Regions from separate parts of the Mus musculus genome. Here region 1 is linked to region 2. A link is a loop called in an ENCODE intact Hi-C map of the cell type or tissue named here. Cell type or tissue: left cerebral cortex. All regions are shown on one strand. Links, peaks and the distances in the headings refer to the core of each region. The heading gives the core; the rest is flanking DNA.

Evidence for each region. Peaks named below come from ENCODE experiments on the same cell type or tissue, not always from the same donor. Only the 100,000 strongest peaks of a DNase experiment are listed, where the experiment ranks them.
Region 1: it touches region 2 in a loop (4-fold over the local background); 11 of 42 quality-filtered maps call a loop at or near these places.

What each region holds. Positions count from the first base shown.
Region 1 is chr15:54,409,529-54,421,730 of GRCm38, forward strand. Colec10 (collectin sub-family member 10) reads left to right here and starts at 1,246. Exons shown (of 6, transcript NM_173422.3): 1 at 1,246-1,397. The coding sequence starts at 1,250. In left cerebral cortex, for the core only: a CTCF peak has its summit at 4,517 (motif pointing left); a DNase peak (open chromatin) is centred at 3,406.
Region 2 is chr15:54,275,264-54,286,760 of GRCm38, forward strand. It overlaps Tnfrsf11b (tumor necrosis factor receptor superfamily, member 11b (osteoprotegerin)), which reads right to left and starts at 3,221. Exons shown (of 5, transcript NM_008764.3): 1 at 2,952-3,221. The coding sequence starts at 2,984. In left cerebral cortex, for the core only: a CTCF peak has its summit at 3,908 (motif pointing left); DNase peaks (open chromatin) are centred at 2,896, 3,034, 3,350 and 3,900; H3K4me3 peaks cover 1,213 bases; H3K27ac peaks cover 1,015 bases.

The DNA of each region.
Region 1 (12,202 bases), core at 1,474-9,473, 140 kb after region 2:
AGAGCACTTGATTGACAACTAATGTCGACTTCTTCACACAGGGCAGAGAGAGAGAGAGAGAGAGAGAGAGAGAGAGAGAGAGAGAGAGAGCGCACAGGGGAAGGAGGAGGAGGAAGAGGAGGGGGAAGAAGAGGAGGAAGATGGGGAAGAGGGAAAGGGGCTAGAAAGGAAGTGAGGGGTAGGGACATGGAAAGATACAGCGAAACACAAATTTTAAAAAGAATAGAAAAGGTCTTTTCAATGTAAATGACTGATTCTAATTTTCTAATAAGTTACAATCAAATCTAGACTGTTCATAGTGAAACACACTGTTAGATGAGAATACAGATATACAGAGAAATACAGGGACCTCGATCACCATAATGTCTACCCGTCTGTCTCAAATCCATACAGTCTATATAAAAATCATCTGTCATTTAAGAAATATAATTGGACACTTTCTCCACAATTAAGTAAAGAACTTGCTACAAACATCACACGCACATATTTGTATTTTACCATAACTTGTCAGCTATTATTGTGGAGAGAGACAAATCATATCTGTTCCTATCTTGTCCCATTTTCCAAATAAAGCTGTCTTCATTTTATGTTATTTCCTTGAGATAGTGTGCTAGAAGGACAAGTGCCAGACCATAATTATATGCATTTTTAATAGCTTTCATTCTTATTACCAGATTGACTTACAGAAAAAAATTCATTCATTTGGAGCTTACTCTCAGGGTAATTTATGCTCTCAAGAGAAAGAGGTATGTCATAGAAATTATTAACAACATCTGTGATCAACTGCCACATTCAGTCACGAGCACTCCATTATGAGAAACTCAAAGCCATGCCTGATGCTTGCAAAATGTGCAGAAATCTCAGGTCACAACCTCCCCATCACTCCCAGAATTCAACTCAATGCAAACTACAGAGCCAGCTGGAGGTCTAAGCACCAGTTAGCTCTGTACTCTCTGCTTATGGAGAGGTTTGCACTGACCTGAATATCTGAGTGTTTAGTTTAGAGATAATTTTCAATAAACTGTTGTCATTGGAAAAGAAACAGTCTGGACAATGTATGGTCCATTTGGGATCCTGAGAAAGTAAACAACCAAGGGAATGCCTCCTTGCTTGCCTTTGCAGCCATTTCTGGAATGTACTTTCCAGATACCTCCTTGTTTTAGTTTGTAGCAGAAGGTTTTACTTTAAAAAAAAAATAATGCTGTTTATTTCGTGTGTCTTGGAGACCCTCTGTTGAAGAATCACAGTCATGAATGGCTTTAGAGTCCTGCTTCGAAGCAACCTATCCATGCTGTTGCTGCTAGCTCTCTTGCACTTTCAGAGTCTGGGTCTGGATGTTGATAGTCGATCAGCTGCAGAAGTCTGTGCCACACATACCATTTCACCAGGACCTAAAGGTGAGGAAGAAACCTCAAATCTCATACAATATATGGATCTATTTCCTCGCCTCAAAGCCACCCTAGCTGCTGTGTGGCTTCTCTCCCCCTCCTTCTGAGTTTCCTCTGATTTCCTGTCTATTTTTCAAATCAGTAGACTATTAGTTATTTCCTATAGGCTTCCCTGGATTGTAAGTTAGAGAAGGTGGAAAAGGGTGGAATCCTAGGATAAAAGTGTGATGTCGAACACTGAGGACCCTGAGACCCTCTTCCAGTGCGTTTAGATGGGGGTGAGGATTCATAACCTTTTGGTTAGACCACTTTCCTTTATTCTAGAGCTGCCTTCCTTCTTCTCTTTCCTCACTCATATTGATTCTAAAGAGAAATTTAGCTAGGAGGCAAATTTTTTTTTCTAGAGTATATCTTTTGTAATTAATGGTTTCCTAAGTTCCAATGTGGAAGATTATTTTTAACTAAAGATCCAAAGTAGAATACAAACGAATATTTTTATTTGAAAGTGGAATCTCTGAGGTCAACTGCCTTCAGTGGAGAATGGTAAAATATTGCTTCCCCCCCTCCCCAAGTAGAGTCAAGGTCTAAGGTCCAAATCCCCTTCTAGCACTAGCTGTTGTTGATATTTTTTCCTTGGGTGGAGGGGTGGGCATGCAGTTAAATAAATCTGTTTTCCTTGTGTCAGCTCTTACCCTTTTGTTCTGAAAGTGGTCACTGCACTGCAGATTGGTTCTGTTCTATTAGTAATTCATGCTATGCTTCCTGAGGCTATTGGAAGGAAGAATTGTAGCTGCTAAAAAAATCTCAAATAGAAAAAAAAAAGATTTAAAAGAAGAAAGGCAGGAAAGAAACATGGCTCGATGCTTGTCAGTTATTTAAATGTGTATTGCTTAAAGTGCATTTTTCTTAATCATTGAATTAATTTTCTCCTGTGATTGCAATCCAGCTTCTAACCTTTGATACCATAAAATAAACGGAGGGAGTCACAGTGAGACCTTGGGGCTTCCAAATCATTTCCGTGGTGAATAAATGAATAATGTAAGGGCAAATGTTCAGAGAGGAAAGTTTTGGTTAGAAATAGTATTTACTGAAGTCTATTACTGGACCTTTCTCAGAATACAAGGAAATTGCATTTTCCCTGTGGTGTCCTGAAGACTGGATGTTAAAGTCTTCCTCAAATGTGCAACTGAGAGAATCTAGTTGATGGTTTTTTTCCCCCTTGAAGAAAAGCTGCAATTTTTACAATGGAATAAGAATGCACAAAAAGCTATTAATTAAATACCCTGAACATAACACATTCCCATCCAACAACTATGTCCTTTGCAATTCAACTACTAGACATTGACTGTATATTTTAAGTCCCCATCTTAGGCACAGCAGTACACTAAATATATTAGTGTCATAAGCAATAAAGAGATAAGTTGTTTTTCATAGGTTTTCTGAGAGGGTATTGAGTTGGGACCTGGGCATGATACTGCAGAGCAGATGACAACAGAAATTGTACTGACAGGAACAAGTCTGCCGAATGAGCTTAAGAAAAACATTCATTAGTTCTGGCTTTCCAAAGGCCACATGCAATATGGAGTAAAAATCTTAAATTTCTGCAAAATCAGCCAGGTACCACAACATTCAGGAGGTTGAAGCAGGGGAATTTCAAGTTGAGGATGACCCTCATCTACCTGATGAGAAGCAATGCAAGTTTTTATAAGAGAAAAAAAAAAAAACAAGGCATCTACCTTCCAAAAAATTAAACAACTTTATTTCATTTTATCCCTTCAACCTAGCGTGGAGTTTATTGAGAACCAGTAGCATCCATAAGTCTTCTTTAGTCATGTCTTCACCTAGTGCAAAGGTAGAGTCATCTTATTAGAGATTCAAGTACCGTTTTAAACTTCGGAAGCTGGCCTATCTTGCTGAGCCCAGAGAGAACTGTGAACAGATTCTAAGCTGGTGCAGAAGGGTAGAGCCACAAGCGTGCCTTGAAGGAGGAGCTGAGACAGTGCCTCAGAACACCGCGTTTCATGGTCTCACATCTTCTAGATGCGGATATGGTTTCCTCTAGTGGAGCATGTAGTCTTCACACCACAGGCGTTCTATGTTTCCTTCTCAGTAAAGAGATTCCATGATTCCGGATCACACTGAATATTTCCCAAGTTCTAGGCTCCAAATGTTATCTAACACAGGTTTGAGGTAAGATAAAGATTTCATCTCAGGACTTGTCTCTAGGTAGCAAGCTTGGAAATGGATTACAAGCTCTGGCTGAGCTCCTAGTTGACTTGTATCGGCCTTCACAGTGGAGTAACCTCTGTATGTGTATTGATGCCTTTCCTCTGTTCTAGGCACAGTACTAGAGGTGAACACACATGGGACCTTCTTATTCCTTGTAAGAACTACAATAGGCCTCCCCGACTCCAGGAAGGCAGGTCTAAATACTGCACTCCTTGCAAGGGGGAATCACAGCTTGATGGCCAAGGAGACATTATAAGGGGCCAAGTTATAGGATTTTTTTTCTTTAGTATCTTTCCACCATGGATAATCATCTCATTTCTGTGTTTACCAGCACAGCAATACTGTACTCGGAAATTTCCAGGTTCCCCGAGAAACAGACAATTAAAAGAATGTAACTCTAAATTTGTTCGGGAGAGTGGGAACTAAATAAATTATTCAGACCTGCAGATGAAGCACTATCCAGTTATAGAATATGCTGTTCAATAGACAGGCATTCTTTTTAGCATCATTTCTGAATTGCATCCTACCAGAGGAAAATAACTAGTTTCTATTTGATCTTCTCAGGGTTCAGCTTCTTCACCTGAAAACTTGGCCTTCATCATATATGTTTCTTATTTTGAAGATATATGAATCACCATAAACTAACCTTGTACAGATATCACAAATGCATATTTAACAAGTTTGGCTTTTCTTTCTTTTGCCTGACTCTCACATGCACCAAGTAACAATATGGGGGTTAAGCATTCTAGTTGCAAAGACTTTATTGCTAAAAGTCACCAATGTTATATTTCTTTCTATACCTGAAATGTTTATTTTATACTGCTTTGCAGAAAATATTTTTTAATCCCTCCTACTGCAGTCTCTTTTTACAACTTATGTGAAAGTCTGACCTCTAGTGGTTTTAGTTGTAAACAACATGGATGAGAAAAAAATTAATAAAAACTTTAAAGACTTTTAAATCAGTAAGGGGTATTTGGCAGATGTTTGGCAAACTGCAAGTCGATTTTGAATACACTGTCCTGTTTAATTTTCACACTACCCATCTCTATTATCAATATCCTAGGCATATGTATGAGGAAATAATCTTTAGAAAAGCCAAGTAGAGCTCCCAAGTTCAGTTAGAGCTAAAGTTATTCTTGAATTTGCTTGGCCTCTTGTCTAGGTCTAGTCATTCCATGATATAGTTTAGTTTGTAGTTGTCCTATATCACACTTAAAAATACAGCCACTGGCTACCTTCTGATGATAGTAACTGGTTGTTCATTGTCACAGGACATTGAACTCAAATCGCCTCAGTCTGTTGGTGATATTGGACACTAACGTATCTTTAAAGAACGTATATATCCTCATTAATCATTAAAACTGGTGCTTCATTTATTTGGAAGTAAGCATTATTTTACTGTAGTAACACATGCTAAATAAAGTATTGTCATTTGAAACTATGTACGTACTTTGCCGCATGGTTCCCTTTAGTTATCTCAATAAACTTGGCAAAGGATATATAATTTCTATTGGCCAAATAAAGAAACTGAAGCTCAGAGGTACAGAGTCACTAGTGTAATGCCACTGAGTGGGAAAGGGCAAGTTAGACTTGGGTTCACCACAGCTCCATTTGTATTCTCTTTTGCAGTCAGCCTGCTGAATGCTCTAGTTAGCCAGACCATGGCCCTCAAACCATGCTGAGTGTGATGGAGTACTGTATGGAGCCAGAAGCTACCTGATTTGAGTTTTACTTAAAACTTTCGTTGGTCCCTGTGAAACTCACACAGGGGGAGAGGAGCACACATATCTATGCACAAAGCAATACATGTATGGCATATGTGTGTCACAGCTATTTTTTTTCACTAAGAGAGGCCATGCTGTGAGGGAAGATGGGTGAAGATCACCCCCATGGGGAGGAATAAGCTTTTCCTGAAAATTTGATTAATCATGGAAAAGAGACATATATTTGGTCATCCTCTTTAGTATTTAATGTGGCTCTATATTGCAGAATTGATGCAATTTTGGTTATTTCTCCAAATAATTCTCAACCTCCAGGAAGAAGAAGGGTTCTTGTTACGTCCTCATATAAAAAATTGGATATGCCCAGGAAGATTTGAATCTCTCACCTCCTTAGGTTAGACGTATATCACCTGCCAGGCAACTCTCAATGATCATTTGGTTTGAGCCCAGTTTTGTGAATTTGAAGTCTAGTGAGGCATACTAATGTCATGCCAGTCTCACGGGCGTTGGTGGAAAAGTTCCAAGTAGAGCCGAGAACCTAGACCTTTTCACCCATCCTGTTTCATTATCCATGACCTCACAGTGTGTGGTGGTTGCTTGGATTGACAAGATAGCATTAGAAAAAAAGAGGTCTATGAGATCAATGTGTAGCATGACACAGGATCATACTGATGAGGTCATCTCTACATGTTAAGCTGCGTGGTCTTTGCAAGTGATTTTTACAGAGCATGTAAGCAAGTAGTTTGGTTTCTTTAACTTTTAGATTCCACATTGAGGGTATTTGGGACCATTTTCCCTCCCCCATTTCCTTTTGAGTAGATGCCAAGATAATGTTTCAAAGATAGGTTAAGAGGGGAAGTATAAAACCCTCATTGATCAAAGTGTAAATCAGGGGCAGTGAATGGTAGTGATCCTAAAAGTTATTTGTTACATTTTATTAAAGGCATAATCCTTATTCTGTACCTCTCCCCAATTCTATTATGTAACTATTTCTGTATGTACAAATCTCTGATTGAGACCATAGCAACAGGCTCTTGCATATTGATAAAACTTGTTGGCTTTGTATGGATAGATAGATATAGATTAGATATAGATATACATATAGTTATAGATATAGATGTAGATGTGTGTATGATTTTAAATTTGAGATCTTCAATAAGTATATATGTGTGTATATGTAATATATGGATACCTGTTATATATGAATATATGTGTATATATGTACATATTATAAATGTATATATAATAATATGTATACATATATGTATATAATTAGCCTTGCTGCCTAAAATTTTTGGTGCCCTCAACTGTAAATGGGAGAGATGGGTGTCATACCCATTAAAAGCTTATTTTAAAACAAAGGTAATTCTAGCATGCATCTCAGTTATAATTATTTTTTCTGCCCCCTTCTGTTGCTCTTACTGGTCACCATAAACTTGCTTTCTCTCCACTTCCATTCAAAAATTCATTTATAGGCTTAACAAATTGGCTTTACAAATGCACCTCCCCTGGGAAGATCACAACTTTTTGCCCCTTTTTGGAACTTCATATTAGCTTCTAGTCCCACCTCAAACTCACCTTCAGTTTTCCAGGGCACACAATTCCGAGACCCCAGTTTTCATTTACTTGCATTTCCCTTTCTCTACTTTTCCACCTGGACTTAACATCATTTATTCCTAAAGTTGGAATAGTGGGCTTTTAATGGGGATTAAATGAGCTTTGGGGCAAATGATATCAAAGCCTGGTTTTTCTCACTTGCCACGTGGGAAGAGAATTCTCTACCTATGTCATGGTGTTACTGTGAGCAAGAAGGAGTTGAGCCACATGAAAGACTTAGTATATATACTTCTCTTTCCCCCCCCCCCCACCTCCTTATCCTTGTCCTCCTCTTCCTCCTCCTTTTCTTTCTTTCTTTTTCTTTCTTTCTTTCTTTCTTTCTTTCTTTCTTTCTTTCTTTCTTTCTTTCTTTCTTTCCTCTTTTCCTTCCTTCCTTCCTTCCTTCCTTCCTCCCTTCTTCCTTCCTTCTTCCTTCTTCTTCTTCTTCTTCTTCTTCTTCTTCTTCTTCTTCCTTCTTCCTTCTTCCTTCTTCCCTCTTCCCTCTTCCTTTCCTCTTCCTTTCCTCTTCCTTTCCTCTTCCTTTCCTCTTCCTTTCCTCTTCCTTTCCTCTTGCTTCTTGCTTCTTTCTTTCTTTCCTCTACCTCCTCCTTCTTCAGGAAGCATTATGTCAGCTACTGCCTACCCTGGGCAACATATTCTGTTCTCCTCCACCCACTGTTGGGAGGCATAGGTCAGGCAACAAGTTATATCTCTTTTTGTTCTCTATTTAGCCTTTGGAACTTCACTTGTACAACCTGGCAACTTTTTAAAAATGCTTTTCTCAACAGTCACAGCTCATACCATTTCATTCCCTAATGAGTCTGCCTGCTTTTATGCATTAAATTATTTGATCTGCAATCTTCTATCCTATCATAAAGGTCTTCTAAATTATATTTTATAGCTATCTTTGCTCTTTTAGCGTTGGATTGTAAATACATGCAATAAAATTCTGAACTCCAGATAGTCAAGTGAAATGTCATCTAAATAATTTAATATTGGGGAGTTATTTACTATGATTGTGCTTGATTTGAGAACTCTGTAAGCATCATTTCAGGTCTCTTGTTGCCACTTGACAATACTTGTATCTTTTTAGCAAATTATATGCACATCACTTAGAGTTTACAACAGGGCTCATCCATTATTTTATTTTTAGCGCTGCTGACATGTATGGGGATCACAGCCCTTGTTTAAAAGGGAAGAAAACTCAAGCACTGCTTTTGCTTATGGTTCCACTGAACTGCTATGGGCAAGTGTGTTAAAGAGAAATAAAATCTGACTTATTCTCTCTCCTTAACACCATAACCACCATGCTTGTGTATGCATCACTGATACCATATCTATTAATTGAATCGTGTCGCATCAGAAGAACTAGCCCTGCCTGAATAAACCACTGATACCAACTTCGTTGACCAAGTGACACCAACTACACCTTGCATTCAAGCTCTTCTAGATTCATTTATTTGATGTGAGCCAAAGTGCTGACATCGTATGAAGTAGTATTTGATGAAGTAAAACAATATTTTCAATAGTGATGCTTTCCCTGTTCTAAAATGAAGCCCTATCTAGGAAAAACAATATCATTCAGAGAATAAACTTAAAGTCACCTCTTTGTTATTGGACCATATTCTGGGCCACCTATGGACAAGGCAAGGAAATATATGAGACTCATATGTCTCTTCAAACTTAATATGGAGTGAGATGGACATAGCAATATGTGGGAGACTACACTGAAAGTCCCCTCAGAAAATGGACATCTGGAAATATTAATTTACCAGTGTCATCTTATTGCTCAGTTTATTCCTCCAACAGCAAGGCAGGCCATCTTTCAAGTATTGTGTGGCATAGCCAGTGCTGAACACATGGAACAACCCACTGCCAGGAAACTAGGAAAGTCACGATGCAGGGAACATGGACCATTTTCCTATATACTGCAGCATACCTAAAATGGGATTCCCTTTTCCAGGTTAAAATTAGCATCCATTGTAGCTTGCTTATCGAAGACTTAAAAGCTAATATCCACATTTAAGCAAACAAATACCATATTTGTCTTTCTGCATGTGAGTTACCTCACTCAGAATGATTTTTTTCTAGTGTCATCCAATTAACTACAAATTTTGTGATTTCATTTCTTTCATCATCTGAGTAATATTCCTTTTTGTTAATGTGCCACATATTTCTTTATCCATTCTCCTGTTCAAGTGCCATCTAGGTTGTTTCCAATATCTGACTATCATGAGTAGAGCAGCAGTGGAAGCAAGTGCCTCTGGAGTAGCATGAAGCATCCTTTGGGATTATGACCAAGAGTAGAATAGCTGGATCTTCAAGTAGATAGATTCCCATCATTCTGAGGAACTGCCACACTGGTTTCCATTAAGGCTGTACAGGTTCGAACTCCCACCAGCAATGGATGTGGGCTTCGTATTTCACATCCTCACCAGCGTGATTTGTCATTAGTTTTGTTGGTCTTTGCCAATCTGACTAATGTAAGAAAATTCTCAAAGTAGTTTTGTTTTTGCATTTTTCTGATGAATTGAGTTTGAATTTCAATGGAGATTGCATTGCATCTGTAGATTGCTTTTGATACAATGGCCATTTTTACTATGTTAATCCTGCACATGCATGAGCATGGAGATCTTTTAACCTTCTGAGATCTTCTTCAATTTCTTTCTCTGAGGTCTGAAAGTTTTTATCATACAAGCCTTTCACTTGCTTGGTAAGAGTTACCACAGGATAGCTTTTTTTTTTTTTTGAGGTAATTATGAACTATTGTTTCCTTGATTTCCTTTTCAATCTTTTGTAATTTGCATATAACAGGGTTACTAGTTTTTTGAGTTAAAAAAAAAATTTTTTTTTACCCCAGTGTTTGATATCTTTTTTTTAAATTTAATTTTATTTTTATTAGGTATTTTCCTCGTTCACATTTTCAATGCTATCCCAAAAGTCCGCCATACCCACCCCCCCAATCCACTACCCACCCATTCCCCGTTTTGGCCCTGGGGTTCCCCTGTACTGGGGCATATACAGTTTGCAAGTCCAATGGGCCTCTCTTTGCAGTGATGGCCGACTAGGCCATCTTTTGATACATATGCAGCTAGAGTCAAGAGCTCCGAGGTATTGGTTAGTTCATAATGTTGTTCCACCTATAGGGTTGCAGTTCCCTTTAGCTCCTTGAGTAATTTCTCTAGTTCCTCCATTGGGGGCCGTGTGACCCATCCAATAGCTGACTGTGATCATCCACTTCTGTGTTTGCTAGGCCCCGGCATAGTCTCACAAGAGAGAGCTATAACTGGGTCCTTTCAGCGAAATCTTGCTAGTGTATGTAATGGTGTCAGCGTTTGGGAGCTGATTATGGGATGGATCCCTGCATATGGCAATCACTAGATGGTCCATCCTTTCGTCACAGCTCCAAATTTTGTCTCTGTAACTCCTTCAATGGGTGTTTTGTTCCCATTTCTAAGAAGGGGCAAAGTGTCCACACTTTGATCTTCGTTCTTCTTGAATTTCATGTGTTTAGCAAATTATATCTTATATCTTGGGTATCCTAAGTTTCTGGGCTAAAAATTTTTATTGGATATTTTTTATTTACATTTCAAATGTTATCCCCTTGCCCAGTCTCCTCCCCTCCCAAAACTTCTATCCCATCCTCCCTCCTCCTTCTTCTCTGAGGGTTTTCCCCTACCCACCCACCACTCCCAACTCCTTGCCCTCAAACTTTTATCCAGCTACATTGCTGAAAGTGTTTAATCAGCTATAGATGTTTCTTGAGCAATTTAAGTTTACTTGTGTGTACTATCATATCACCTGCAAATAAAGATACTTTGACTTCTTCCTTTCCAATTTGTATACCCTTGATCTCCTTTACTTATTGCTCTGGCTAAGACTTTAGGTCTTGAATGGATATAGAGAGGGTAGACAACCTTTCCTTTTCCTAACTTTAGTGAACTTGTTTGACTTTCCATTTAAGTTGATGTTGATTGTGTATTTTCTGTAAACTGTCTTTATTGTGTTTAAGTATGTCCCTTGTATCTCTAATCTCTCTGAGACTTTTATCATAAAAAAAATTTGGGGGGGGAGGATTTGTCAAATACCTTTTCTTCAACTAATAAAATAATCATGTGGTTTTTATCTTTCCTTTGTTTATGTGGTTTATTACATTTGTCTATTTACATATGTTGAAGCATCCGTGCATCTCTGTGATGAAACCTACTCCTTGATCATAGTGGATGATCTTTTGGGGATGTTCTTGGATTTTGTTGGGAATTTTTGTATCCATGCTCACAAAGAAAATTGGCAATTCTGTAAGTCTCTCTCTCTCTCTCTCTCTCTCTCTCTCTCTCTCTCTCTCTCTCTCTCTCTCTCTACTGGATTTTATGTGGTTTGGGCATCAGGGTAACTGTAGCCTCATAGAACAAATTGGGCAATATTCCTTGTCTCTATTTTGTGAAACAATGTAGGAAATATTGGCATTAACTCTTCTTTGAAAGTCTGATATATTCTGCACTTCAGCTACCTGGCCATAGATCTTTTTGTTGTTGTTTGGGTTTTTGTTTGTTTGCTTGTTTGTTTGTTTGACATAACTTTTTTCTATCATTTTACTCTGAGGTGGTATCTATACCTGATTTTTTTTTTAAGGTGTGTTTCTTGGATACAGCAGAAGAATAGATTCTGATTTTAGATCTATTCTGGCAGTTTGTCTTCTTTATTGGGGGGGGGGGGGTTTGAATCCACTGATGTTGAGATACATTAGGATTTGTTGATTCCTCTTATTTTTGTTGTTGTTGTGGTGGTGGTGGTGGTGGCACTGCTGCTGCTGCTGCTGCTGGTGGTGGTGGTGGTAGTATGTGTATGTGTTTTCCCTCTTTTGATTTACTGGTTTGGGATTATTCAATATCTGTGTTTCTTGGGTATAGTTAACATTTTTAGCTTGGTGTTTTCTTTCTAGTGCCTTCTATAGGGCAGGATTTATATATAAAGATATTGTTTAAATTTGGTTTTATCATGGAATGTCTTATTTTCTGTCTGTTGTGAATGAAAGGTTTGCTGTGTATAGTAGACTGGGCTGGCATCTTTGCTTCCTTATGGTCCTACAGAACATGTGTCCAGTTCTTTCTGATTTTTACATTCTATAATTGAGGAATTTTGTGCTAGTCTGAGTCCATTTTTATATGTTACTTGGCCTTTTTTCCTTGAAGCTTTTAGAATTCTTTCTTTGTCCTGTGTATTTATTGGTTCGATTTATTATGTTACTGCTTTTTTTTTTAATCCCAA
Region 2 (11,497 bases), core at 1-8,000:
TGGATGATGAATGGTATCTCCTTACCAAAGAGCTCTCTGCTTGACTATGCTAGTGAACGTTCTAGGAATGCTAACCTAAGGACTGCGCTCCTCTCCTCCACCTGCATACCTTCGACTCTCCCAGAAGAACCCAGTGTAGACTTCACCCACCACATGGTTTTCCATCTCTCACTTGGATGTCTTCATCTCCAGCAATACATGTCCATTTGCCCCCTCACAGTGAGAGTGGGAGGTCATCCCTTTCTTTGAGAATTGTTAGTACTTCCATTATATAGATGGTTCTATATCATCCTCTAGTTACCTGTTGTCATATGGATAGTGCTAATGAGAAGCAGGGACTTCAATGGTTGTGTTAATTCATGCACCTCCCTTCCCTGCAACCATATTATAGAAGACAGGAACTTCAGAGGGAAGAAATGCAGTCTGTTATTCTGCAGGTAAGTGGTGTGTGGATATTTGAACTGGGTCTAGTGGAGAACCACCATGTTGCAACTTCCCTTATGAGTTCACGAAGAAAGGCTGACTTTTTTTGATAATTCCTCAATCATCTGGAGCTTCCTCTTTAGGAACGGGTATGACATGCAATACTTGTCTCAAATCTGCCTCTTTAAACAGGATGTAAGGTCCAGAAGTCAGGAACCAATGATACCTCACTGGATGCTAACATTGTTCCCACTGACTAGTACAATGCCTTAGACAAAGAGCTAAATATCTGTAGTGAGTCAGGTTCCTACAGCCACACCTCTCTGTTTGCCAGGGGAAATTCGTCCTCTCCACATGCAAACTCAGTGTGTCCATTTCCAACCATTCATAAAATAAAGTCAACCTTAGCAACTAAAGAAAGAGTAAGATCCTTTCTATTCCTTTATATATTCAAGACACGTTCAAAGCTGTCACTTCTGACAATGTATTATCTAAAATGAGTAATATTTAGGTACATATCTCCTTATATAGACCACCTATAAAATTATGACATTTTTTTCTATTTGGGAACAGTTATGGGGAGAAATATATATGCTATTTTGTTAAAATCCAAAATGTAAAGGCAGAATACAAGAAGCTAGAAAGAATAAAATCATCACCATATTAACCATGGGCTTATTTATACCAGCCAACACCTAAATTAATTAAATTTTTATGAGGCCATAGAAACATGGAATACAGGAGAGTCAGCAAAGCAAACTGTTCTGTATATCCAACACTAGTGATGTATCTCTGAGATCTTTGAAAAGACCCAATGTGAAAACTACATGAAGTTCATAATAAAGTTTAATTACATGCCAAACCTGTTTGTGCTATCTATTATTCTGACTATGAACACAGTAGTAAAAAGGGAGGGATGCACGGACCTTTATGGGAGGTACTGATATGTAATTGTAGCACTTTCTGCCAGCTCATGGGTGCTCAATTTGATAAAGGCACTTAGGCACTACCACCTGTGCAAAGCACTCTATGCTCTTTCCTCTTTTGAGACTTCCATTCATTTGTTGTGTGTCAGTGCAGATACACATGTGCCAGAGTGTGTCAGTGGAAATCAGAGGATGCCCGTCAGGAGCCAGGTCTCTCCTTCCACACAGGTTTTCAAGGATTGAGTTCACAATGATTGGTTGTAAGTGCCTTTACCCATGGAGCCATCTCACTGTCTCTAAAAATTGCACTTCTTAAAAAGTTCTTCTTAGTGGAACTGGAGGGATGGCTCAGCAAGAGCACTGGCTGCTCTTCCAGAGACTCGGGTTTCATTCCCATCACCGACATGGCAGCTCACAACTGTCTGTAACTCCGGTTCTAAGGGACTTGATGCCCTCCTCTGGCCTCAGTTAGCATCAGATGCACAAGCAGTACACAGACATACATGCAAGGGAACCACATATACACCTAAAATAAAGTAAAATTAGAAAATTCTCCATATGTCCATATTAGTGGATATATGTAATATATATGTATATACATGTATACATATCTGCATATGTACACATGAAGTTGGCATATGTATGTATACTCTCCTGTCCACTTTTTCCTAAGTGACTTTGGTATTACATATGATTGTCTGTGTGTCCCTGAAGCTCAGGGAAAGACTACATAGTTTTTAATTCTCACTATGTGAGCAGGAGGATGAAATTGAAACACTGACTCTAGTGCATTCCAGACAGAGAAATCACTCAAAGACAGACTTCTCTGTCTGATTTGTAACTTCATGTGTTTCACAGGCTACTGATGTGAAGGAAACAAATTTGGGGCATGGAAAAAACTTGTCTATAAACCTAAATAACAATTTGCCAAATGCCTGAGCCAATAAAAGAGATTCCTTTATTTTCCAAACAACGTTTCAAAACAGGTTTGAACCATCTTTCTTTATAGTTGAACTGATCTGGTTGTTTAACTATATTCTACAACGTAATAATCATTAGTCTGTTCATATTTTTCACACTACTGAAGTTGAGAACTAGACTAATAGAACTTTAGTAAAACAGCAAATTGCACAGAAAAATAAGAGAATATTTTCTGTATTGCCCACAACCCATATGTAAGTTAGGCTAATGTTGTTTCAGACTATCCTCTCCATCCAAACTTTTCTACAGAAGTTTCAAAAAAGTCTGGCCTCTCTTTCCAACACCTGCAGTAATAAAAAAGTTCGGTGAAGCGAAGGTATGGTGTTCCACATAAGAACATAAGTAAGTAAATAAATAAGGTAAATAAAATGAATAAAAACCAAGCAAAAAAGTCTTTAAAAAGGCCTCTCTCCGTGTCCCTCTCCCATCTGCATAAACTCAGCTGGAACTTTTCATGAAAAAGCCATTCACTCTTCAGGGCAGCCTGCTGCTGTAGCTAGAAAGAGGCTTCGTGTTCCAACCAAACCCCAGCTCCCTCCTGAGGTAGCCGGGCTTGGTCCCCATCAGCAGGAGGGGAGGTCCCGAGCCCAGGTGGTCAGCAGCCTCCTGCCCACGACTTACCACCAGGAGTGCGCAGCACAGCCACTTGTTCATTGTGGTCCTCGGGAAACCTCAGGAGGCAGCCGCTGGGTCAGTGCTAGGTGCGTCTCTGCAGCCCAGGCAATCATGACGTTTTATATAAGGTCGGGGCAACAGGAAGTATGCCCTGCCTTTGATCTATTAGTCTCTGTCTGGACAAACCTTGTTCCTTTTTAGGAACCTTGGGAGCTAGTGGTGGGGCTTTGGGACACTCCGGGGTTAACGCTTTAGGAGCCGGAGTGGGAGGATCCTGCGCGGAGGCGTGGGACAAGGGAAGGGAATGACTGATTTCTGCAGGGGGAGAGAGAGGGGGAAGGAAGAAGAAAAGAAGGAGAAAGCCACCGCTGAGCTGAAGAACAAGGCAGCAGCTGTCCCGCTGCCTCTGGGAGTTCCGAAGCTTTTTCTGCCAGCGGCTAGCCTCAGGGCAGCTGTGACCTGTGGTGAGAGGCTGAGTACACTTGGGGGAGCCGCTGGGCAGCCTCCAGGCTCTGGCTCCTCTACCCGAGGTTTCAACTTCAGCAGCCTATTGCCACATGTCTCAGTCACTGTACCCTTTCTGGGAGAAGGCTGAGGTTTTCGTTTGGCCTATTATCTAAACTCCTTCCCAAAGATTCTGTAGCTCCCCAAATAATCCCTCTCGCGTAGGGATGGCATTGTCCTCAAAAACGACTGAGAGTTTGTAGTCGTTAACATGCAAAGTGTCCTGGGCCCGTTAAAGAATTTATTTGTCCAACTCATATTTACCTGGGTTGTCAGAAGCTAGGGAGAACCAGAAGAATAAATTCTTTGTACCTGGAGTAGGAAAACCTTACAAGCATCGCTTCCCTTCCCAGCATCCTCTTTCATAAAGGGTTGTTGGCTCCTTAGAGTCCTAACCACTAAGCTTCTGGTCAAACGCCTCTTCACCCATTAAGTTGCCTCTTCACTGCCCTCTGCTGTTGGCACGTTTAAAGATTTGCAAAATAAGGTTCTTCTCCCACCCATCAGCCGTCTCACTGGTTAGAAGTCACTGTTTCCAAATTGAATTCCCATTCCAAGATGCCATAGGCAACTCTCAAGTCAGCTGTAGGTGGTCACTCAAACCTGCATATAATGTGATGCTTACAGCGTGATTACTCCTTGCAGAACTGGCTTCTCTATCAGGAGCTGGGTTAGTGAGATGTCTCCTGAGTAGGGCAAATTCTTCTGTCAACAAGAGGAGCTCCACCTCTTCACAGCACGATGGATCTCATGCTATCATGAGTTCAAAGTAGTTCACTCCATCAAGACATTTTGGAGGAAGGAAAAGCTGCATGATTCTATACTAGTCTCCTGTGTTTTAGTTTCTACTGCAACAACAGTGTGATAACAACACTTACCATCCAAATAAACCTAAATGTTAACTTTCAAGCCCTGTGTAAGTGGCAGAGCTATTATTTCTGTTCAGGAATAGTTGTCTGGGATATTAGCTGAAAACATTTTTCTCAAAATGTAACGTGATGTCAGGGTGCAGTAGTGGCAAAACCTAGAATCATTTGGAAAAGCAGCTGCAATGAGAGATTGATTATCTACACAGAATTGGCCTGTGGGTCTGTTTGTAGGGCACTGCCTTAATAAATAGATGTGGGAAGACTCAGCCCATTGTGGGCAGAACCATTCCCTAGGCAAGGTGTCTTGAGCTAGAAGTGCAGAAATAAAGATACAAACAAGCAAGTACACGTGCATGCATTCTTTTCTCTCAGCTCTTGGCTCTGGATGTGATGTGACAAATTTGAAGTCCCTACCCTAACTTTTCCACAATACTGGGTTATAACATGGAGTTATAAATTTAAGCTAACTCCTTTATGCCCCACCCTACCCTCCAAAAGGTATGACATTCTGAGACATAGATTATAAAAATATGTATGTCTTTCTAAGCCTGTTTCTGCTGTAACAACAACCCTGGTGTTGTAGAAGGAGACAGCAAGTAAAAACATTTAAAATCATATTAAATATATGTCCACATTTTCTTAGTTGTAAGAGTAAAATAACAAATGCACGCAATGTAAATTAGTGCTAATAGGAAATATTTACTAAAATAAGGGTTTGCAGGGTGTGTGTGTGGGGGGGGCAAAGGGTGTTTGTTTGTTTGTTTGTTTGCTTGCTTGCTTGCTTGCTTGTTGGAGATATGGTTTGTCTATGTAGCTCTGCCTATCTTGGAACTCACTTTGTAATCAGGCTGGCCTTTAATTCACAGAGATCTGCCTGCCTCTGCCTGCCTCTGCCTGCCTCTGCCATCCCAGGACTGGGATTAAAAGCACATGTTGCCATGCCTATCCTGTACCTTATTTTTCCAGCACTTAGGTGATGGAGACAGAAGGATCCAGGGTGCTGACCAATATCAACCTTAGCTGAATATAAGTTTCAGATACCATGAAAGTCGCCCCCACCACAGGGCTAGAAACATGGGAATGCACCAGTACTGTGTTTACCTGGGATCATACTTTAGTACCCATAATTGTATCGCAAGTGCTGCAAGCACTTTACTGACTGAACCATCTCCCCATGGTATGAATTCTGCATGGTTACTATTGCATCATCACTAGATAGTGTGGCCCAGCTGGATTGGAAGTCTGCACTGACCCCAACCTCAACCTTACTGAGATCTAAGATTATGGTCTTCACCACCAGGCCTCACTTCAATTCCAGTTGGAATTGATCTTGGGAAAACCAGATATGAATCCTTTAGTCCAGATCCCTAGTTTTAAGCCTTAGTTCCACATCTTCCTACTTATGTAACCTCAGACAAATGACTAAGTCATTTGAGTATCTTTATCTGTGTAGAGTGTTAATCAATCTACAGATTGGAACTACTTCCGGATTTGGATGGGGATTTGGATAAAGCATAAAAACACTTGAGAGAATAATATCACACAGGTTTTGATAAATTGTGTGTGCGTGGAGGTTCCTTACTTAATTCTAGACAGTCTTCTGTAGTCCAGATTATGTTGGACTGCCTACCTAGGCGTGGCTAACCTGAAACTATGAATCCCATTGCCTGAATCATTTTCTAATGCTGGGATTATACTCTTGTGTCATTGATTCTGGCTTTCATTCTGTTTTAATTGTTGCTAGTTACAATTTAAGATCTTAGGAAACTTGTAGGAGCACGAGGTGAACTTATGCTCCTGGGAGCAGGAACCCTGTATTTTCCTGAGGTATTCCCTAAAGTTTATAGCTCATGCTTCTGGCTCCCTGCAATATTGGGGGGGGGGGAGAAGCATGCTAGTGGCGGCCATGGGAATAGGGTAATTAGCTGAAATGGTGATGCTAATTTGGTTATCATTTGTCACTTGACACAAATTGGAACATCATTTATCTTGAATCACACAATAGACCGGGTATTGACTATGTATCTCAGACTTTGACTGTGGGCTCTTCATTAATCACTTGCTAGCAGGAAACTGACAAGAGACTGTGAGTTATTGGCCATTTCATTTGTTATGTTCGGGTACCAATCTGACCAACCCCTTGGGATATCCCTAAGTGATCTTCCACTGTGGATAGCAGGCCCTGGACACTTGAAACTACAGTTCATCTCAAGAATTAATTGGAAAGGACCTGAAGATATGAACTAATCCCAAGGGGATACATTTGAATGGTAACCTGGAAGACTACATTCATCTTCCCGTGACAGGGAGGTCCCTTACAGGCAGAGGCCATTGGGATAGTAATCAAGAGTCCAGTAAATTTAACCTCTGTTGCTGGATATGAGGGATGCATGATGCTGGCTTTCGAGGCAATACCTTTTCAAATATAACACAAATTCATTCTCCTGAAATCTTTAAATGAAGTCCTATATTAAAACATTTTCACTGTTCATGATGTTGATTATCCCCAACAGCATTGTCCATCTCTCTGTCCTCTAGAGCAGTCACTTCTAACATTTAGAAAAATGGCACCTGAACACTGTGTGCTTCCAGTTTGAGAGCAATTTATCTTTATAGCACAGTAGCTCCGTACCTGATATAGAAAATCATTTATAACCATCATCATAATCGGGATAGCTGAAACCCGGACAATGATTGATTAGGTGATCCGAGAGACAGGTCATGCTCTGAGGTGACAAGGTGACTGATCAGGTGTTTAAAACATTGCAAGCTTAAGCTTCCTCCACTGAAAATCAAGAATAGTCATTTTGAACTTGTGCGTATAAAAAGAACATTAACTTGAAGAATAAGAACATAGTCCTCATTATTTCTTCAGAATGAAGAAGAACCTTCATTCTGAAATAGAATGATAGAAAGAAAATCATAGTGCTGACAGGGTACAGGTCTGATCTTTTCATTCATGTTTGCTGGTTGCTTCATTAACAATATTCTAAACCTCAATTTTCTGATTTTTGAAAGTATTATATAGTGTGTTAAGAATTGGATGGAAATATTTTGGGTTTTGGTATTTATCTATCTATCTATCTATCTATCTATCTATCTATCTATCTATCTATCTATCATCTATCTTTCTATCTATCTTTCTATCTATCTATCTATCTATCTATCTATCTATCTATCTATCTACCTATCTACCTATCTATCTATCTATCTATCTATCTATCTATCTATCTATCTACAAAGTATATGAAAACACCAAAATCAATTGGAGCTCTTTTTTGATGGAGTTGCTCTCTAGCTGATTCTAGGCTCTGCATTCAAGTGTTGGGATAAATAGCTACTACACTGAAGTGACTCAATGTTCATGTGATTTGTGCATCAAAATAGTGGTTTATTTGTCTCAGCTCCAAACTTTGCCTCTGTAACTCCTTCTATGCGTGATTGTTTCCAATTCTAAGAAGGGGCAAAGTGTCCACACTGGTCTTCGTTCTGAGCTGAGACAAAAGGATAGACCATCTAGAGACTGCCATATCCAGAGATCCATCCCATAATTAGCCTCCAAACGATGACACCATTGCATACACTAGCAAGATTTTGCTGGAAGGACGCTGATATAGCTGTTTCTTGTGAGACTAGGCCGGGGCCTAGCAAACACATAAGTAGATGCTCACAGTCAGCTATTGGATGGAGCACAGGGCCCCCAATGGAGGAGCTAGAGAAAGTATCCAAGGAGCTAAAGAGATCTGCAACCCTGTAGGTGCAACAACATTATGAACTAACCAGTACCCCGGATCTCTTGACTCTAGCTGCATATGTATCAAAAGATGGCCTAGTCGGCCATCACTGGAAAGAGAGGCCCATTGGACACGCAAACTTTATATGCCCCAGTAAAGGGGAATGCCAGGTTCAAAAAATGGGAATGGGTGGGTAGGGAAGTTGGGGGGAGGGTATGGGATAGCATTCTAAATGTAATTGAGGAAAATATGTAATAATAAAAAATATTTTAAAAAAAAGAAAAGAAAAAAAAAACAATAAAGAATTTCAATGTAAAAAAATTAGTGATTTATTTGGACATTAAACTTAGTCAATCTCAGAAAAATATAATCAGAGCTATGTGCCAAGTAGAAAGAAATACATCTGCAAAGGGGACCTCTGAACTTGTGTGACTTTAAAGTTGAGCTCTAAGAACTGAGCCTGTTAGTAGATGGTGCGAAGGCAGAGATGGTCTTGGAGAATGACCACTGGAAGTTGGGGAGAATGGGTGAGCAGATCTACAAAGGAGGAACGATGCTATGATTTCAAGAAACTAAACTCCATCCTCAGGATTTAATTACCTCTACCAATACTCCTTGTGGTAGATTGAATAGAAATGCCCCCCCCCCATAGGTCCATAAAGGGTGGGGGTGGCACTATTAGGAGGTGTGGTCTTGTTGGAGTAGGTCTGACCTTGTTGGAGACAGTGTTCACTGGGAAAGGGTTTTGAGGTCTCAGATGACACAGCCACATCTAATGTGGCTTTCATGTAATGCTGCCTGACAATCCAGATGTAGAACTCTCATCTTTTTCTCTAGCACCATGTCTGCCTATGTGCTGCCATGCTTCCTGCCATGATGATAATCAACTAAACCTGTAAGCCAGCCCCAATTGAATGTTTCCCTTTATAAGAGTTGCCATGGTCCTGGTGTCTCTTTACAGCAATAGAAATCCTAACTAATTCACTTTTTTCCTGATATCAGTCCATTGGAGTGGTTAGATTCAAAATAAAAATGGGGTGGGGGGGTTGAGGATATAACATTCATCCTATAGCAATATGACTTTATGTGGGTTATATTTTTCTAAATCTCACCCTGCCAAAGTCTGAGGACCATGCATCCAAGCATGTGGGGGAATTGCAGGTTGGTCTCCAATCCAGCTGAAGTCTGAACCCCGATGGTCATGATTTACCTATATGACACAGTAGGCATTTCCGCATACTCCTGGAACTCCGGCCCCTGCCTAAGGTACCACCTCCCACAGCCCCCACAAGAGAAGCATGGTCAGTAGTCATGTAAGCAATGGCCAAGCTTCTGACCTTCAAGCTAAACTCCTCCCCAGTTACCTAGCAACAGTGAAGACCATTAAAAGTGGTGCTCAGCCCCCACCTCTCTCTTTTACTCCTTTGTTCCTCTACCTCTCACTTCTCTCACTTCTCTCTCATCTTCCCTTTCTCTTTGTCTTCTCTTCTCTCCTCTCCTATACTTTCTCTCTCTCTCTCTCTCTCTCTCTCTCTCTCTCTCTCTCTCTCTCTTTCCCTTTCCCTCTCCCTCCCCCCCCTCTCCCTCTCTCCCTCTCTCTCTCTCTCTCCCTTCTCTTTTCCCCCCTGCATTTCTATAATAAAGCTCTTAAACCATAGATAGTCTCTGTTTCTTCAAGTTCCGCTGTACACTCTGATCTGTGTCTGGAACTTTTTCCCCTATTCCCTCTCTACCACAACCCTGGTGGCTTTAGCAAAATAGCTTCAGGGGGTCCCCAGGCAGGGCTTCCCCTTGACCAACCCCTGAAGAGTGGGATAGAGTTATACCCACCCAGGGATGAGTGGATAGGGTAGGTAGCAGCCCTCCCATGCCTGACTAACTAGAGAATAGGGAAACTTTGGCGGGGTGTGGGCATCTTTTTCCTATCCCTGGGCCCCCCTGGCCTGGGAACCCCCCACCCCGGCCTCCCCCTTTTTTTGTTCCCAACACAAGCATAGACACACAAGAACTATGTGGTAAGCTACAAATCATTGCCAAATGTATAGTATCTCTGGAGATGCATATTATAGAAACAGGACCAAATATGTCTTCAGTCCATAACAGAGGGCTTTGTTCCAATCAGCTAAAGAGGCATGGTTTCATATTGACACTGTGTGTGACCTTTCCTGCCAATCACTGCAATTACTCCAACTGAAATTTCTTGAAATCCAGATATCAATCTTAGTGGCAACACAGTCCCGAGAATTGGTTCCTTAATTAAACAGTGGTTTGTTTTCTCAAATGAGCATTCACCCAAAGGCTTCTGAGCAAATAAATATTCACAAAAACAGCATGTTAAAGAAACATGCTATTTACGGCTCCTGTTCAACTCAAAACCTCGACCATTTTTTCCTTGGGAGAATCTACTCACCTCTCATATTAATTTAGCAACTCTTATTGTCTACAAACCCCTGTGGAATTTTTCTGTGCCTACCTAATGGAGTTATGATATATGGGCTCCGAAGAACTAATCTTTTAATAGACAATTAGCTGCCTCTATCTGGGAAAGAACCTTCCTTAACTAAATCTATCCTTGGGAAGCAGAGGCTAGGATGTGATAGTTTTTGCAGAATTAATCTACAAGACTGAATTGTTTCTTCAAACAAGGGTTTGTTTATAAAAGTTTGAACTTAAAGGAATACCTTTATGTGAATAGCCAGTTAAAGAGGTATGGTAGATAATCTTCCTTGTCAATCTGACTACAGTCAGAATCACCATGTGGACACACTTCTAATTGTATCTGTGAGCATATTTTCAGAAAGACTTAGGAGGAAAGCTTGATCTGGAGGTGGGTACAGCATCTAACAGGCTGGGATCTCTGACTTGATAAAAAGGACAAATTGTGCTGAGGGGCCAGCATTTATCTCTTTGCTTTCTTATTATAAATGTATCATGCATTTATACCAGCATGCCTTCCTACCTATCACAGATGGTGTTTTCAAACTATTAGTCAAGACAAAACTTTCCTTTAAGTTGCTTTTTTATCAAGTATTCAGTCACAGGAATGAGAAGAGAAACGAATACAAGAAGGAACCACAGTCATCTAATGTTCAGCAAACAAACAACATAAACAAATCAGGAAATAAAGTCTATCTAAGATTTAACACGCTACTAACATATTCAGATAATGTTTACTTAGCCATCTCCTGAATATTCAAAAGCCTGTATCTCTACTCAAATTTTGACTACTTCTTCCACAAACAGTAGGAAGCTATTGATACATCTTAAATGGGAGAAATAGTTTGATGCACAGGCTAAAGGATTACTTCGTGTGATGGAAATGTGAAATATGAAGAAGCAGAAGGACTACCAGATAGCTCACACCAGGAAGATCCTCATTAAACCCTTAGGTCCTGAGAGATAGAAAAATTAATTTCAACTCCATCATTTACAACCAAAGTGGCTT